2 separate regions of the Homo sapiens genome follow, and region 1 is linked to region 2. Evidence: chromatin loops called from intact Hi-C (ENCODE). Cell type or tissue: MCF 10A. All regions are shown on one strand. Each heading gives the region's core, and the rest is flanking DNA. Links, peaks and the distances in the headings are about the cores only. Region 1 overlaps SPTB (spectrin beta, erythrocytic). Region 2 has its middle 24 kb from the start of PLEKHG3.

Region 1 (8,327 bases), core at 138-8,137, 120 kb after region 2:
ACAGAGCAAGAATGGAAGAGTGTGATGAAATCCATTTTAGAACCACACATTACAAAAGAAGAAAAGAAGAAGGATCCAAAGTCCATCTCCAAACAGACCAGGCAGGCATGGGAACCAGCATGGAGCAGAGAAGCAGGCCCAGATCAGAGCCTGGCCTGGCCACTGCCCCTCACTGTGCCCACAGCTTGCCCAGCACCTGGGCCGGCCTCCAGAAGTCCTGGCGGCTGAGCTCCTCTAGCACAGCGAGTGCATCCCCCACTGCTGCAGCAAAGGCTGGCAGGGGTGGGTGTGGCTCACCTTCGGGGTCGAGGAGCGGGATGATGCCCAGCTGGCGCTCAGCCACATTGAATGCGTGCTCCAGGTTGTGCCGGGCATTGGAGTCCTTCAGCTTATCAAAGTCGATCAGGTCGGGCCTGGGGACAAAACTGGACTGTGAAAAGGGAGTAGCCACAGCATCCCCACCAGGAGGGCAGCCCTAGCATGAAGCAGACATTGTACAGAGGCAGGGAGGTGGTCAGGCAGGAGGAGTGAAAGGAGGAGATGGGAGCAGAGGAGAGGGGGCAGGTGTGAGCCTTGGCATATGAGGGAAGTGGGCGGCAGGCATGCTGGGATTTAAGGAAAGTGAAGGTGCTATGGGCTGCTGAAGGGGAGAGGAGAAGGAACAGCAGAGGTCACATTTCTGTGACTCCATGTTAAGTGCAATGTGTCCAAATATTCCCAGGGAGGCTGTCTCAGTCAGTCCCCACGGCTGTCCCCTCCCTCTTACCGGTGCTTGTGTATCAGGGCATTAAAGGCCAAGCCATCCTTCCAGCTGGAGGTAAAGTTGGTGACATTAACATGAGGGTAGCTGCATCCAAGAGAAACAGTAAGAGCTAAGAATTAGATTTTTTGTAGTCCCAAACAAGTGTACAAATTGAGGGCCAATATACCAGGAGAGAAATGGAACTGTCCTTTCTTGAGCCAGGTCACCAAGAGGGGGCAGCAGCTAACCACACACAGAGGCTCCCCCATCAGATGTGAACACCACACAGACCCCCCAGTCTGCCTGCAGGCAACTTTGGAAAAGAATCCTGTATTCCAGGCCTCAAAGAATCAGGTCAGGACAGACTTTGCATCAATTACAGGGAGGCAGCTGTAGTTCTGGGTGATGATGTCTAATGTCCCTCTGGAGATGGCAGTGCTTGTGCGGAGCAAGGGGCTGGTGGTGGATGTGCTAACAGCTGGTTCCCAGGGCATACCCTGCCGTCTTCATCTGACACCACAACAGCAACGCATCCTTGGCTGAGCGTGTTTCACGACCTTCCTGAGTTTGGACCACAATGTCCTGAATCTGAGGGTAGCAGAACAAGAGAGATTTGAAGAGGATGTGCATCTGGATCTGTGCTTTCCTGCCGTCCCTGGGAGGCTCCCTCCCTCATCCCCCCTTCACTTAACACTAATTCATCCTTTAAGAGCCAGTATAAATGGCGCTTGGGTTGGGTCTCCCTTCATGTGCCCTGCTCCCTGCATTTACATTTCCTTCTCTCTCCTAGATGCTCCCTGAGCCCAGGGAAATCTGTCTTGGTCACTTGTCTGTCTCCAGGGCCTGGAGCCTGGTGCACCATCAGTACTCCATAGCTGTATTGTGGCTGTCTGTACAAACATTGATTCTGTTCCTATTATGTGGCAGCGCTGTGCTAGGCCTGAGGACACACAGAGGTAAAACAAATTTCTTGCCCTCAAGGAGTAGCCGCCAGCCCCGCAGCAACACCACATCCTGAGGCCCTGTGCCCCAGCAGCCTGCTTCCCTGCCTCAGTCAGCCAAAATGGCACAGGGATGAGACAGCTGTAATTGGATAACTCTAATAGAATGCAGAGAATCAGTGACAAGATGCCCTGATTCCTCCTCTGGAGGTGCAATGCCCCTTGAGGCTGTGGAACAACATGAATGCTGATGAGTACTATACTTTCATTAGCAGCTCCTCTTGCCTTTCCATTCTCCCCAACTCTGCTGCTATTGTTGTTCAATGTTATGCACCCATGGAGAGTGAGATCGGACATGCGGGGCCACTTGGTTGAGGTCTTTAGTCCGCGAGTTGTATGCTCTCTTCTTTCTCCTGCCCTCACCTCCTTGGGCAAGGTTCTTTCTGTCCCCAAACCAGCAGGTGCAAGACCCTGTTTTCCTCCCCTTCCCCTTTCTAAATTTCCTTACAAATAATCTGGACTTTGAATTTCAGGGTGAGAAGAGAAAAGTTTCTGATTGGAAAATATACACACAGATCTTCTACACAATTTTTGCAATTTTCTGTATCTATTTCAAAAACCAAGAAGTTACATGTATAGGGGGAGGAGGCTAAAAAGCTAATCTTCCAGCCAGATATCAACCCAGCTACCAATTAATTTCTATCTTCTCCCTGAAAAGACCATACTACTGAGTGAGCAGCTCCCCCTGAGCTTCAGTGACTTGGGGTGATACAGAAGATGGTTACTCCTTCCTACAAGCACTGTCCCATGTGGCAGATTTACAGCCTTCCCAGAATGTGCACTAACACCCACACTCTGTTCAGCATTTTATAAGATTCTAAGGCCCTGGGCAGCCTTGAGGGCTCCCTCGACTTCCTCTACCCCCCAGGAACCCACCTGGAAGCGGAGGATGATGGTCCAGATGAGGCCCAGGACCAGGCGGTGGTTGCCATCTACAATGTCGTGGGAGCCCATGTTCTCCAGGTGTACACGCTGCTCCTTGAGGAACTGGAGAGCCTTGTCCACATTCTCCAGGCAGTGGATGCGCATCTTCCCCTTGGTGGGCTTTGGCTGGGGGACAGCAGTGGCCCCCGTGGGCATGGAGGGACTGCACAGTCATCCCAGAGGCTGCAGCGTGGACCAGCTCCTGTCATAAGCACCCACCCTCCACCCTCTTGGCCAAACACCAAGTCCCATGGTCATTCATTGACACTATTCAATGCTTTCCTTTTAGCAAAGCTCAGAGGTTCCCTCCAACAAGCACCCAGAGATCGGTAACCAGGCTGCATCGGTGCCCTTCTGGGGCTGAACAAAGCCCTCTGAGTGGGCAATAAACGGCATTTGCTTACGGTAACATAACATATGGTTAATTGATCCCTTACCATGTGCCAGGCACAGTTCTAAGAACTGTTTACTGCCAGCCAGTGTTAAGAGTAATTTTTAGCTTGGTGATTGATAATGGGTTCATCCCTGCCAATCAACCTTCTCCTCTCCCCCAGTGATAACTGCATCATCTGATGGGTTCCCCATGGGTAACTCTCTCTAGTGGAATTTCAATGCAGGGTGAGAGGCAGAACTTCAGCATGGAGTTGAAAAGGCAATATTTCATTCAAGCCTTTTCATTCAAACTCTGAGGATCTCAGAATAACTTCATCAGGTACAGGTATCATTGCCCTCATTTTACACATGGGGGAAATGGAGGAAAAGAGGGTCCTGCCTGATAGGCCCAAGGACACAAAGCTTACTCTGGGCTGAGCAAAACATAAACCTTCATCTACTTCTTCTTTGGGGTCAACAGTATTGCCGGTGGGTTACAACTGAGACAGCCTCTAATAAATTTCCACTTGCAAGGGTGGTAAAACACACAGTAAAATGGCTTCCACACTTTCCTCTTGGTTCCAAGAGGGATGCATCTTAGCCCGATGGGGAGATGAGGGCCAGGCCATCACAGGCCAGCTACAGATGCCCAGAGCCCAAAGTCAGGAGCTCTGCATGGCTTCTGGGAGAAGCATGAAGGGGTGGGAGTGGTCAGAGGAGGCAAGAAGTTCTGGGAGGAATTCAGAGAGACCAGTCAGCCACACGGATGCTTCCCATTCTAAGTATTAGAGCCTCCCAAAGGAGCAGAGAGAAAACTGGGAAGGCCAGGAGAACTTGAGATGCCCCCAAACCATGCCTTTGCTGAAGAGGGGCCGATGGCAGCAGCCCCGGGGCCCACAGAAGGGACTTTACCAGCATCTCTCCAGAGAGCACCTCCAGCAGCTTGATGAGCATGCGCCCATCCCGCAGGTCCTTGTAGAGATCGGTGATGCGGCAGGACACTCGAGCCAGGTGCGAGTTCACCCATTTCGTGAAGGTCTTTTTCTGAACAACTTCCCGCTCATCTAGGTGGAGAGAAGAACCTTGGTGAGGTGCCTGAGGTTGGCAGGGTCAGTGTGACATGGGGCCAAGGGGTTTTACCTTAAGCCCAGGGTACCCCCATGCTTGGCAGAGGAAGTCGATGTATTCATTCCACTCCCTTCCTTGGAGCATTTGCCATCAAGGTGTAGCAATACCGGTCCACATGCCACCAGAACAGAGGCAATAAGGAGATCACTCGCACTGCCACCATATTCTATGCACAGTATCAGGACACCTCTAATTCAGCATCTGTTTCCCTGTATCAGTCAGACTACTCTGTACTGTTGTGCCATTGAATTCAGATTTCAGTGCCAGGCTTACCCATCAACCCATCAAATATTCGCTCTGCCTAGAATGCTGTCTCTCAACCCCTCCACTCTACCCCACCTCCTTCACTTAACACTAATTCATCCTTTAAGAGCCAGTATAAATGGCGCTTGGGTTGGGTCTCCCTTCATGTGCCCTGCTCCCTGCATTTACGTTTCCTTCTCTCTCCTAGATGCTCCCTGAGCCCAGGGAAATCTGTCTTGGTCACTTCTCTGTCTCCAGGGCCTGGAGCCTGGTGCACCATCAGTACTCCATAGCTGTATTGTGGCTGTCTGTACAAACATTGATTCTGTTCCTATTATGTGGCAGCGCTGTGCTAGGCCTGAGGACACACAGAGGTAAAACAAATTTCCTGCCCTCAAGGAGTTCCTGATAGGGGGAGGAAAATGATGAGCAAGGGAACAGGATATGTAGAATGTATGACTCATGTGGGGGTAAGGATAATGAAGGTTTGGGCTGAGGGCTGTCTGCGGCTTTACGCTATCTTTCTCAGCCCTGGGAAGGTGACATGACACCCCTATCCTAAATCAGCATCAGCCCAGTCCAAGCCCCTGGCCCATGCTGTACCAGTTCAGGTGGGGTACTTCTTACTGCCTCTGTACAAATAATGCTGGTGGTCTGTCCAAGTTAGGCACCAGCATTACCTGGGGAAGCTCAGACAAGATGCTGGAGAGAGGACAGAAGACTGGGATGGCACAAAAAAAAGAGAGAGAAAAGGATAGAGGAGGGGAGAAGGAGAAAAAAAGAAAAGTAGCAGAAAAGAAGAAAAACAAATAAGATAGAATTGAAGGTGAGAAGAGAGGAGTGAGCCCTCTCTGGATTTATGAACAGTTTGGTGGCAATTAGCTTCTGGGCACTTAGGTTTGAAGATTCAGGGAAGGAGGTGACTTGGCAGTGAGGCTGGGCCTGAGGGTTGTGGAGGATCCCTGGGGAGGGTACATGGCAGTGGAGGGGGAGATCACAGCCAGGACATACCTGGAGTGGCCTAGCCAGGAGCGGGGTCTGCCCGGTCGGAGCAGGCTGTGTGCTCGACTGAGCCTCAACCGTGAAAGGGCTGGCTTTTTAAATTATTAAATATCTTGATTCAACAATAACAAAAAGAGGAGCTTAGCCAGTTCTGCCTCAAGGGTAGAATCCTGGCAGTTCCTGAGGCTTGCTGCATCAGATGCCTTCCGGCTTCATGGCTATTTTGGTATTAGGAACTCAGACCCTTGATTCTTCTGTGCACTCATTGAGCAAATATTTACCGTACAACCGTCAGGTGCCAGGCCCTGGGTGGTGGTGGGGAACTCAAGGACAAGACTGATGGTCCCTATCCTTGAGGCAGACAGACTCTATTATAAATATGACGAGGGCTTGAGTCATACATGAAGAATGAAGAATTCTACAGCAGCCATCTAAATAAGACTTCCAAGAAGAGGAAAAGTACTACTACTGACTGTGAATCCTAAATACATGTAAAATTTAAACGGCATTCATTTATTCTGGGCCTCTGTGCAAAGTTTCAGCGAGAAAACTCCCCTTACCCTTTTGTCAACAGCAAATTAAACCACTTTCCTGATTTCAAATGCTGCTTCAGCGAAATGTAACTAAAGGGAGTTTGATGCCATACTGGACGGAAAGCAATTGCACTTATTTTGGGGCATTTTTAGATTCAACAGAGCCAGCCACAGTCCCACAGTTTTTTCCCTAGAAACCAGATCTATTCTTTAAGTAGCTAACCCTTCAGGTCAGGTGTGGAGCCTCTGACTAAGGGGGGTGAAAGTTTTAGCCCCTTTAGAGGTAGGTGTCCCCCAAAGTGAAAGTATTTCTTCCTCCTTTTCCTGTCTTTAAGAATGCAAACATTTCATTACGTGGGTGCTGAGAACTATTTATCTGTGCTTGGCAAAGGGTAAGGGAGTGATTCTAGCTGGGAACATGGATTAATTCTAGGCCACTGGGCTGGTGCATTTATTGGTGCAGAAATATCAGAAAGCACCCTTAGATCTCCCCAGTTTTTACCACATGAATGATGCCCCCTGGACCCTCAAACGTGGGAGCCACAGGTTTTGAGCACAGGCAGGTGGCCTCCTAGCTGCCTTTTATTTGAAGGCTGGAGTGAAATCACCCAGAATCCCCAGAGCCCCAAAACGCTTTGCAATGTTGAGACACAGAAAGATTTCGAGAGGCTAATGATGATTGGAAGGGGAGAAAAGGCCCCAAGGTGAGAGGCATTTCCATGAGCTGGCTGGCTCCAGCCGCCTGGCATTGGCATGCTCAGCACATTCACTCCCGCACAGCCCAGATGCTCATCCCAAGCCTTCCAAGGGCAGGAGAGGCGGTGGCCTGGAGCCAGCTAGGCTGGGAACCCTGGTAGTGTGGACAGGAAGAGAGGTGGCTGTACACTGGGCCTGCTGTCCCCAGGGGACCCAGGCCATCCTACTGGGACCCACCATGGGAAGGAGGCCTCAGCACAGCCCTGCCAGGAGCCAGGCCTTATTTCCAGAGCCCTAACCCTGCCAGTGCAGGAAGGGGGTGAGTCCACCAGCATGGACTGGCTGACAGCCTCTGCTGCCATCAAACCCCGGCATCTCATTCCTCTCTGTTCCTCTTTTCTTTTCAACGGAGTCTCGCTCTGTTGCCAGGCTGGAGTGCAGCGGCGCAATCTTGGCTCACTGCAACCTCCGCCTTCTGGGTTCAAGCAATTCTCTTGCCTCAGCCTCCTGAGTAGCTGGGACTACAGGTGTGTGCCACCACGCCTGGATATTTTTTGTATTTTTTAGTACAGACGGGGTTTCACCATGTTGGTCAGGATGGTCTTGATCTCTTGACCTCATGATCCACCTGTCTTGACCTCTCAAAGTGCTGGGATTATAGGCATGAGCCACCGTGCATGGCCCTCTCTGTTCCTTTCTTTCCCTTTCCTTCCCGGGTTGTGGCCATCCTCATTCCCTGCTATGTGTTAGGTCTTTGCCTAGAAAACTCATCTTCCTCCCTGATCAGCTCTGACCCAGAATTATTGTCTGAATATTGGGACTGGGTGACCTGAAACCCTTCAAAGGTTTAGTTTCAGGTCAAATACACCCATGACACTAAAACCCTCAAATATATCCAGTAATAAGTGAGTTTGTACATGGAACGGGCTGGCACAGAGAAAGCTTGCCATCATGTGAACTCTCATTGTTATCGTCATTACTACTGCTGCTATTACTAGTGGGCCCTGTCCTAGGTGCTGCAGGGGCGTTGGGCAGCTCACTCTCCCCAAGGCCTTAAGATACAGTTAAGGAAACAATACTCAAACCCACCAATTAACTTTTGCAAGCACATAATAAATAAGTGGCAGTTCACTTTAATAACACAAAAGCCATCACAGGGTAATACTGAATTCCATATCAGGTACATGACACATATGGTCAATGCTCGAGGGTTCCAGGAAGAGAGAGGTCATTTCCAATTGGAGTGGTTGAGGGGGCACCTGGTGAAGAAAGCCGCTTTGGATTGTGAAGGGGAGGGGAGCCAGGGAGACAGAATGAGTCCAAGCAGACAGGCATAAAAGGCCAAAGCTAGGCCGGGCATGGTGGCTCACGCCTGTAATCCCAGCACTTTGGGAAGCTGAGGCAGGTGGATTACCTGAGCTCAGAAGTTTGAGACCAGCTTGGCCAACATGGTGAAACCTCATCTCTATTAAAAATACAAAAAATTAGCCAGGCATGGTGGCAAGAACCTGTAATCCCAGCTATTCAGGAGGCTGAGGCAGGAGAATTGTTTGAACTCAGGAGGCAGAGGTTGCAGTGAGCCGAGATCCCACCATTGTACTCCAGCCTGGGCAACAACAGCGAAACTTTGTATCAAAAAAAAAAAAAAAAAAAAAGGCCAAAGCTTATTCAGGGGCTAGGGAATAG
Region 2 (8,327 bases), core at 229-8,228:
GGCCTCCCAAATTGCTGGGATTACAGGCCTGAGCCACCACACCTAGCAACATATGTCATTTTTGTCTCTGACATGCTCTTGACCTCTGTGGAGTTTTTCTACTGTTGTACATGCCACCGACAAGGTTTGACAAGGGTGAGAGAGCACTGGCATCTGATGTCCATCCCCACTTACCCGCTTTCAAGCTCCAGAGGGTTCACACTTCCTCTTTCTGTTTTTCAGAGACTTCCTTTCCCTCATATTTTCCCTCTTCCCTGCCCTGTGGATTTTTCTAGAAAGGTATCTACCTTTCTCCTTCCCTAGGACACAAGCCCTGTGGTGCAATGACAGCATATGGCTTACTGATAATGAAAATGGTTTTGAAAGTGGTTCAAAACAGTATCTCCATTACTGTAGGGTTTTAAGAATAAGATAGTCATGTTTTTGTTTTGCCTTTTTTTTTTTCCTTAAGACAGGGTCTTGCTCTGTCGCCCAGGCTGGAATGCAATGGTGCAATCATGGCTCACTGTAGCCTCAACCTCCTGGGCTCAAATAATCCTCCCACCTAGCCTCCTGAGTAGCTGGGACTACAGGCATGTGCCACCATGCCAGGCTAATTTTTCTATTTTTTGTAGAGATGGGGTTTCACCATGTTGCCCAGGCTGGTGTCCAACCCCTGGGCTCAAACAATCCTCCCACATCGGCCTCTTGAATTGCTGGGATTACAGGTGTGAGCCACCACACCTAGCCAAGGTAATCATTTCTAAATGCCCTTTAAAATAATACAAGTTTTCTAAACTAGAGGAGTTTCATCCATTCAGACATACAACACACATTTGATTATCTTTTCCCCCAAGCCTTTCATCCTTTTGTGTTTCTAATCCACCCAGGCACCACTGTCAGAAATTGGGACCCCTTGTTTTATTTGACTTCTGCCCCCACTCTGTCACTGTACATTCTTCCTCTTTAAATGAGAACAATTTTTATCTCTGCATTCTCTCCCATGCCCACTGCTACTGCCTTAGTGGAGTCCCTCAGTCTTTCTGGCTTTTGGAATGATTTTCTGATTGACCCCCGAAGTTGCCACTGCTCATCCTTCTTGCCACTGGTGTGGTTTCCAAACATGTCAGACTGCCGATCCTCTGTAGGTCCCTGTGCCGGTGTGATGTGGCCCCTGCCCATCTCTGAAGACTTGACTCCTTCTCCTTTACATGCAGCCTCTGCCCCAGCCACACCACATGACTTGCAGGGGCCTAGTGTGCTGTGCTGGTCCACAGCTCTGTGCCTTTGTGCATGCTGTTCCTCCTGTTCCAATGTCCCTCATCACCTTCTTATAATTTGACATACAGCACAGAGATCTCCTTCTCCCTGGGGCCTTTCTGATCCCTCCCAGCAAGAATGCTGTGCTTTGGGTTAGCATGGTCTCAGCTTGCCTCCATTAGGATGCTTGTCACATGGAATTGTGTCACAGTGCTAGGCTGTGAGCTCCTCGGAGCCAGCGATAGGCACTAGTAACCTCAGTTTCCCCAGCATTTAGCACAATGCCTGACTCAAGCCAGCCCATTGAATGAATAACGACAAGCACTAGCCCTGGAGCTAGTCAAGACCTTGAAGATCACTGGGTTCCAACTTTCCAGAGAGTCTCAGAGAAGTTAAGTGACTCACTCAACCTCACACAGCTAATTGGTGACAAAACTAGATCTGGGCCAGGCACGGCGGCTCATGCCTGTAATCCCAGCACTTTGGGAGGTCGAGGTGGAAAGATCCCCAGAGGTCAGGAGCTTGAGACCAGCGTGGCCAACATGGTGAAACCCCATCTCTACTAAAACTACAAGAATTAGCCGGGCGTGGTGGCGAGCGCCTGTAGTCCCAGCTACTTGGGAGGCTGAGGCAGGAGAATCACTTGAACCTAGGAGGTGCAGGTTGCAGTGGGCTGAGATAGCACCAGTGCTCTCCAGCCTGGGCAACAGAATGAGGCTCTGTTTCAAAACAAACAGGCCAGGCATGGTGGCTCACGCCTGTAATCCCAGCACTTTGGGAGGCCGAGGCGGGTGGATCACCTGAGGTTGTGAGTTCGTGACCAGCCTGACCAATATGGAGAAACCCCGTCTCTACTAAAAATACAAAAGTAGCCCGGCGTGGTGGCACATGCCTGTAATCCCAGCTATTCGGGAGGCTGAGGCAGGAGAATCACTTGAACCTGGGAGGCGGAGGTTGTGGTGAGCCAAGATTGAGCCATTGCACTCCAGCCTGGGCAACAAGAGCAAAACTCCGTCTTAAAAAACAAAACAAAACAAAACAAACAAACATACAAAAAACCACACACACACACAAACTAGACCTGGTCCTTTGACTCGAAGTGCACAGCTCTTTCTACCACTCTGACCTCTAGACACAAGAGAGGGATGAGGTAGGTAGGGGGAGTGGTGGGGAACCAGGCTGTGGGCAGGGGATGATGAGAAGACACCAGAGGCAGAAACTTAACTCAGAGCTGATTGAACTTTTTCTCAAGCTGGAAAATGGGTCAACTCCACAAAGGATTCTTTTTGTCAAACCCTGTTCCTCTCACCTATGCCATTGGGATGATGCAGTCTATGTCAACAGCAGCTGACACCTGAAGTTACAATAACAATGGCGTGGAATCAATTTCAATAAAAGCCTTGCTTCTTTTTACTGCTGATTTGTTTGAAGCCCAGACAATTCATCTAGCCTGATTACACGAGGGTTCTCACAGAGATTTTATTGCTTCATTTCCTTTTCTTTTCTTTCCTTTTCTTTTCTTTCTTTTTCTTTCTCTCTCTCTCTCTTTTTTTTTTTTTTTGACAGAGTCCCACTCTGTCACCCAGACTGGAGTGCAGTGGAGCGATCTAGGCTGACTGCAACCTCCACCTCCCAGGTTCAAGCAATTCTCCTGCCTCAGCCTCCCGAGCAGCCAGGACTACAGGCACGTGCCACCATGCCCAGCTAATTTTTGTATTTTTAGTAGAGACGGGGTTTCGCTATGTTGGCCAGGCTGGTCTTGAACTCCTGACCTCAGGGGATCTCCCACCTTGGCCTCCCAAAGTGTTGGGATTACAGGCGTGAGCCACCACACCCAGCCACTTTGTTTCTTTAAAAACAAAATTTGTATGTTGTGACTTTAAAAGTAGCTGTGCTAAATAAATCCTCATCTCATTCCCTCCTGGAGACTCAGTGTGGGGTGGCAGAAAGAGCACTGGGGTCACACGGACCCAGGGCTGAATCTTGGCTCTGAGGCTGGCTAATGGCACAACCGAGGGCAAGTCATTTAACTGCGCTGAGCCTGAGCTTTGCGTTTTTAAGAATGGAGGTCGTGATACTCTTCCCGGTGGTTGTTCTGGAAATGAAGATGGGCCCTAGAGAAGTAGCCAGCAGAGCGGGGAAAGCCTGGTTCTGGAGCCAGAATACCTGGGCACCTGGGTTTGAATTCCACTCCTTGCCAGATGAGTGACCTCAGACAGGTTACAAACCCTCTCTGTGTCGTAGCTTCCTTCACTAGTGTGTGGGGTACTTGGACAATGCCTGGCACATAGTCAACATCACCTTAGTGTAAGCTGGAGAAAACATGCAACATGGTGCCAGGCACTAAACACACACGAGTTCCTTTCTTCTTCCCCTCCCAGAGGAGCCCAATTCTGTGCGTCCCTCTGGTGGATACACAGGACCTTAGCCTAGGCTCTTCAGCCTAACCCTGTAGCAATTTATGATACTTCTGAAGAAATCAAGTCCTCCCTTTTCTCTGTACATCCAATGATGAGTAAACTCTCACTTGTCACTGTAGTCACCACGTTTTCACTCTCTCTGGCCCCTTAAATGGAGCCACAGTCCTAGCAGGCCTGTGCTTATACCTCCAGCCCTCATGCTTATATCCCAGGAAGCATGAGTGAAAGCCTAGCCCAGGGACAGGGCAGCGTGATCTCCTGCCCGGCTTGACTCACGGTGATTTGTTCAGCTCTGTGGCCTGGGCCCTGGCTCCCGAAGCCTCCCTGGGGCCTGTTTGGACCTGTTCTTTCTCAGGTTCATTAGTCCCAGCTCACTAGCTAGACTCTCAACTCTGCATGCCAGCCCCAGTCACTTTCCCCATTCTGACACGCCCGTTTGCTCTCAGAGGCCCCAGCCCCCAGCCCTGGAACTGGTAGAGGGAGGCAGCCTGGGCCAGAGGCCAGGGGCCAGACTCTGAATCTAGAAAAGGAGCCAGAGTCTTGTGATGCTGAAAACCAAGACAGCGAAAATCTGTGGGTCCTGCTTCTGTGTCTTATAGAAACCCTTCTGGCTGTAGCAGTTCCAGGCCCAGGATCTGGATCTCAGAAATAAAAGAGACATTAGAACTCATCTGGGCTGGCTCTTCCCTTATCTGAAGCAAGAGGCCACACTGTAGCATCCCAGGCAGGGTGTCCTCCAGGCCCTGAGTGAAGTGCCCTGTAATGGAGAACTCACTGCCTTTCCACCCCGCCCACACCATGGCTATACCCGTGTCTAGAAATTCGGCTTCTGGAACTCTGACCCAGTGCTAGCTGAGGCAGGAGGATTGCTTGAGCTCAGGAGTTTGAGATCAGCATGGGCAACCTAGTGAAATCCTGTCTCTTTTTTTTTTTTTTTCTTTTTTTGTGAGACAGGGTCTCATTCTGTCGCCCGGGCTAGGGTGCAGTGGCCCGCTCACTACTCACTGCAACCTCCCCTTCCTGGGCTCAAGTGGTCCTATCGCCTCAGCCTCTGGAGTAGCTGGGACCACAGGCATGCACCACCATGCCCAGCTAATTTTTGTATTATTTAGTAGAGATGGGGTTTCGTCATGTTGCCCAGGCTGATCTTGAACTCCTGGGCTCAAGTGATCTGCCTGCCTTGGCCTCCCAAAGTGCTGGAATTACAGGCGTGAGCCTCCGTGCCTGGCCAGGAACTGGATTTTTTTATTTAAAAATTTGTAATTGAGTAACATGTAAATTTAAATTGCCACATGTGTAAAGTACTATCTTGAGTAGAAAAAAAGCCAGCACAGTGGCTCATGCCCGTAATCCCTGCACTTTGTGAGGCTGAGGCAGGAGGATCACCTCAGCTCAGGAGTTTGAGACCAGGCAGGGCAACATAGTGAGACCCTACATCCACCAAAAGAATAGGAGAAATTAGCCAGGTGTGGTGGTATGTGCCTGTAGTCCCAGCTACTCAGGAGGCTGAGGTGGGAGAATCACTTAAGCTGGGGAAGTCGAGGCTTCAGTGAGCCGTGATCTCGCCACTGCACTCCAGCCTGGACAACAGAGTAAGACTCTCAAAATAAATAAATAAATAAAAATAAAGAATAAATTACCAAATGTGGCTAGTGGCTGCCGTATTAGACAGCACAGGTCTGGAAGGCGGGGGAGGCTCAAATGGACACGCCCTGTTGGCTCTGCTGACTTCATCCCAAGAGGAAGAGGGAGGCTGGGGGAGGACCAGAGTGGGGCTCCCAGGGCCTAAGGAAGATACTAGAGAGGGAAATGAGCCTGTCTCAGAAGGACACTGCCATATAAGGCTTTGTTCCTGGTGGGAGGAGCCCTCCAGATGTCTGAGGAGAGGGAAGCTGAGGGCCGGGGGCAGGGGGAGGGGGAATGATTTAAGGGCACCCCCAAAGAAGTCCTCCTGAGATTTCTTTTGAGACGGCGTCTCACTCTGTTGCCCAGGCTGGAGTGCAATGGCACGACCTCCTGAGATTTTTACAGGGACCCGTTTCACATAAGAGGTCTGCTTTGGTAGTTCAGGCCTGCAAGGACTGTGGGTCTTGGCAGAGAGAGGAGGCACTGTTATTTTTTCTTCTGAGGCCATGTGAACGGGGCAGGCCGTGTGCATAGTTTCCATGGCATAATCTGACTATAAAGCCCTGTGTGTCTGTGGGGGAGGGACAAGGAGAGGCCCTCGGCCCAGCCTCAGTCAGAGCTGGGCATGGGCCCAGGAGGCACATTCCCTCCCAATTCCTGCAAGGTCCCGAGCCGTGGGCAGGGCAGGGCTGGCCGGAGCTCTGGAAGCTCATTTGGTTGCTGACTGGGGTGAGGGTGTTAGCTCTTCCAGATGCCAGGACATGAGACAAAGGAAAGGTAATCTCCCAAGAACTGGGCCAGGCTGAGGCTCAGGCAGAACACAGGATGTGAATTCACTGGGAGGCACAGCAAAGGCAGGCGAAGGAAGGCCTCCTTGTCTGCACCTGGCTACTGCCTCCTACCTGCAAAACAGAAGCTACTGCCAGGCTGGCCGGGGCCCAGCCCTGAGGAGGAAACTGAACAGGATCATTCGCCTAGAGTGATTGTCAGCGGGTTCACCAGACACCTTTCTCTGCTGGAGAAAGGATGCCTCTAAAGAAAAGAGGCCACTCTGTTAGCCTCTCCAAAACTGCGGCTTCCTGGACAGAAGTCAGGGATGCAGAGCACAGGCTAGTATTTATTAGGCAGCTACTAGGTACCAGGCTCTGTGCTAAACATTTTGCTTTTCTAATTTATTTGGAACAATATAGATTAATAATCATTATGACAGCTAATATTTCTTGAGTGTCTACCAGGGATCTGACATCAATTCCTTTAATCCTCCCAAACCTCCCTATCTATGGGTTGAGGGAAACTATGCCTTATCTGCAATTTTGCTATAAATCACCCAGCCAGCGAATGCCCCAGTGGGGATTTGAACTACACACCATCTCCTCATAACCACTGATTTTCCTGACAAATCCTGGCTGTAGATTCTGTGACGCCCTATGCCAGGGTCTTTGAAAAAGTTCCTACCGCTCCGAATTACCCATTTTGTCCCAAAGCCCCCACCTCGGCCTGCTTCCCGTTTCTGCCCTGGCTCCTTGGGGCCTCTAAGACTGGAGTCTCAAAGCGGCTCTGTCCCTAGAGGGTGGTTGTCCCTTCGCCCGCTCTGGGTTTGTTATGACGTACTGGTCGGCAGCCCCAGGCCGCAGAGGTTGCCCAAGACAATCATGCTTTTCTGAGAGGCAGGCTGTGCTGCGAGTCTCAGGCCGCAGCCGCACACACAATGCCCTCTGTCTCCGCTGGGGCAGAAAGGCGCATTATTGCGGGTCAGGTGACTCTGGCTCCACTGGCCGTGATGTTTGTGCTCCACATCTCCCACGAGGCACCTCCCCACGATGGCAAGCATGGCCAGGGGCTGGGCAGGGAGGGGGCACAGGGGCACTCAGGGCCTGGGTGTCCCTTCCCCTGGAGGTCCCTGCCTCACTTCCCCTATCAGACCTGTCCCTCACCCTCCATCCCCACCTGTAGGTCCTTCCCCTGGGTCCCAGGTCTCCCTCTCCTAAGCCTTTTGAGTGCTAGAATTTATTTATTTACTTGTGACAAGGTCTCACTCTATCGCCCAGGCTGGAGGGCAGTGGCATGATCTCAGCTCACTGCAACCTCTGTCTCCTGGGTTCAAGCGATTCTCGTGCTCAGCCTCCCCAGTAGCTGGGACTACAGGCATGTGCCACCACGCTCAGCTAATTTTTGTATTTTTAGTAGAGACAGGGTTTCACCATGTTGGCCACGCTGGTCTCAAAGTCCTGACCTCAAGTGATCCGCCTGCTTTGGCCTCCCAAAGTGCTGGGATTACAGGTGTGAACCACTGCGCCCGGCCTAGAATTTAAATTCCTCTGGGAAAGCACACAGCACCGTGCCTGGCACAGTATGCCCTCCACAACATGGCTTTCTCTTCTGTTTTCCTCTTCCAGTTTCTCATGTTTGGACTTTGTGCAGGTTGGAGATAATTTTGTCATCAGGAATTTTGACAGAGACCCTGAAAACAGCTGTGTTCTTAATAACAATAACAGCCACAGTTTACTAAGCCCTTAGCATGTGGCTGGCAGTGGGCCAAACCCATGGAATCCTCACAACAGGCCTGGGAAGGCGATGCTCTTCCCAGTCCCACTTTAAGAAACAGAGGCTCCTAGCACTTGAGTGACTTGCCCAGGGCGGTGACGCTGGGTGGTGGAGCTGGATTCAGACTCAGTTCCATGCTCCTGACCGGTGTGCTATCGTGCCTGTGTTACTTTCTCAGGGACGTTCTAACAAGCCACCAACATTGGGTGGCTTAGAACATTTACTGTCCCATAGTATGGGAGGCTTGAAGTCTGAGATCAAGGTGTTGGCAGGGTTAGTTCCTTCTGAGGGCTGTGAAGGAGAATCTGACCCAGGCTGCGGGTACACATTCACATGTTTTATTTCACATAGCCACACACATACATGTTTACACACAGTTGTACACATGTGCTTACACAACCACACATACATGCTCTGACCCAGCTTTGGGCGCTTGCTGGCCATCTTTGCTGCTCCGTGGCTTGCAGATGCATCACCCCATATCTGCCCTTATCTTCA

What was found. A loop is a pair of places that touch in the nucleus more often than their neighbours do. Peaks named below come from ENCODE experiments on the same cell type or tissue, not always from the same donor. Only the 100,000 strongest peaks of a DNase experiment are listed, where the experiment ranks them.
Region 1: it touches region 2 in a loop (31-fold over the local background); 3 of 110 quality-filtered maps call a loop at or near these places.

What each region holds. Positions count from the first base shown.
Region 1 is chr14:64,800,988-64,809,314 of GRCh38, forward strand. It overlaps SPTB (spectrin beta, erythrocytic), which reads right to left. Exons shown (of 36, transcript NM_001355436.2): 3 at 3,952-4,103; 4 at 2,620-2,793; 5 at 1,239-1,330; 6 at 767-847; 7 at 298-413. Among named protein-coding and RNA genes, the nearest start is that of MIR7855, 19 kb to the left of the region's middle. In MCF 10A, for the core only: a CTCF peak has its summit at 987 (motif pointing right); DNase peaks (open chromatin) are centred at 4,854 and 5,694.
Region 2 is chr14:64,676,456-64,684,782 of GRCh38, forward strand. No RefSeq gene overlaps it. Among named protein-coding and RNA genes, the nearest start is that of PLEKHG3, 24 kb to the right of the region's middle. RefSeq lists an enhancer at 3,509-4,053. In MCF 10A, for the core only: no CTCF peak of the experiment used is centred there; DNase peaks (open chromatin) are centred at 4,006, 5,446 and 5,886.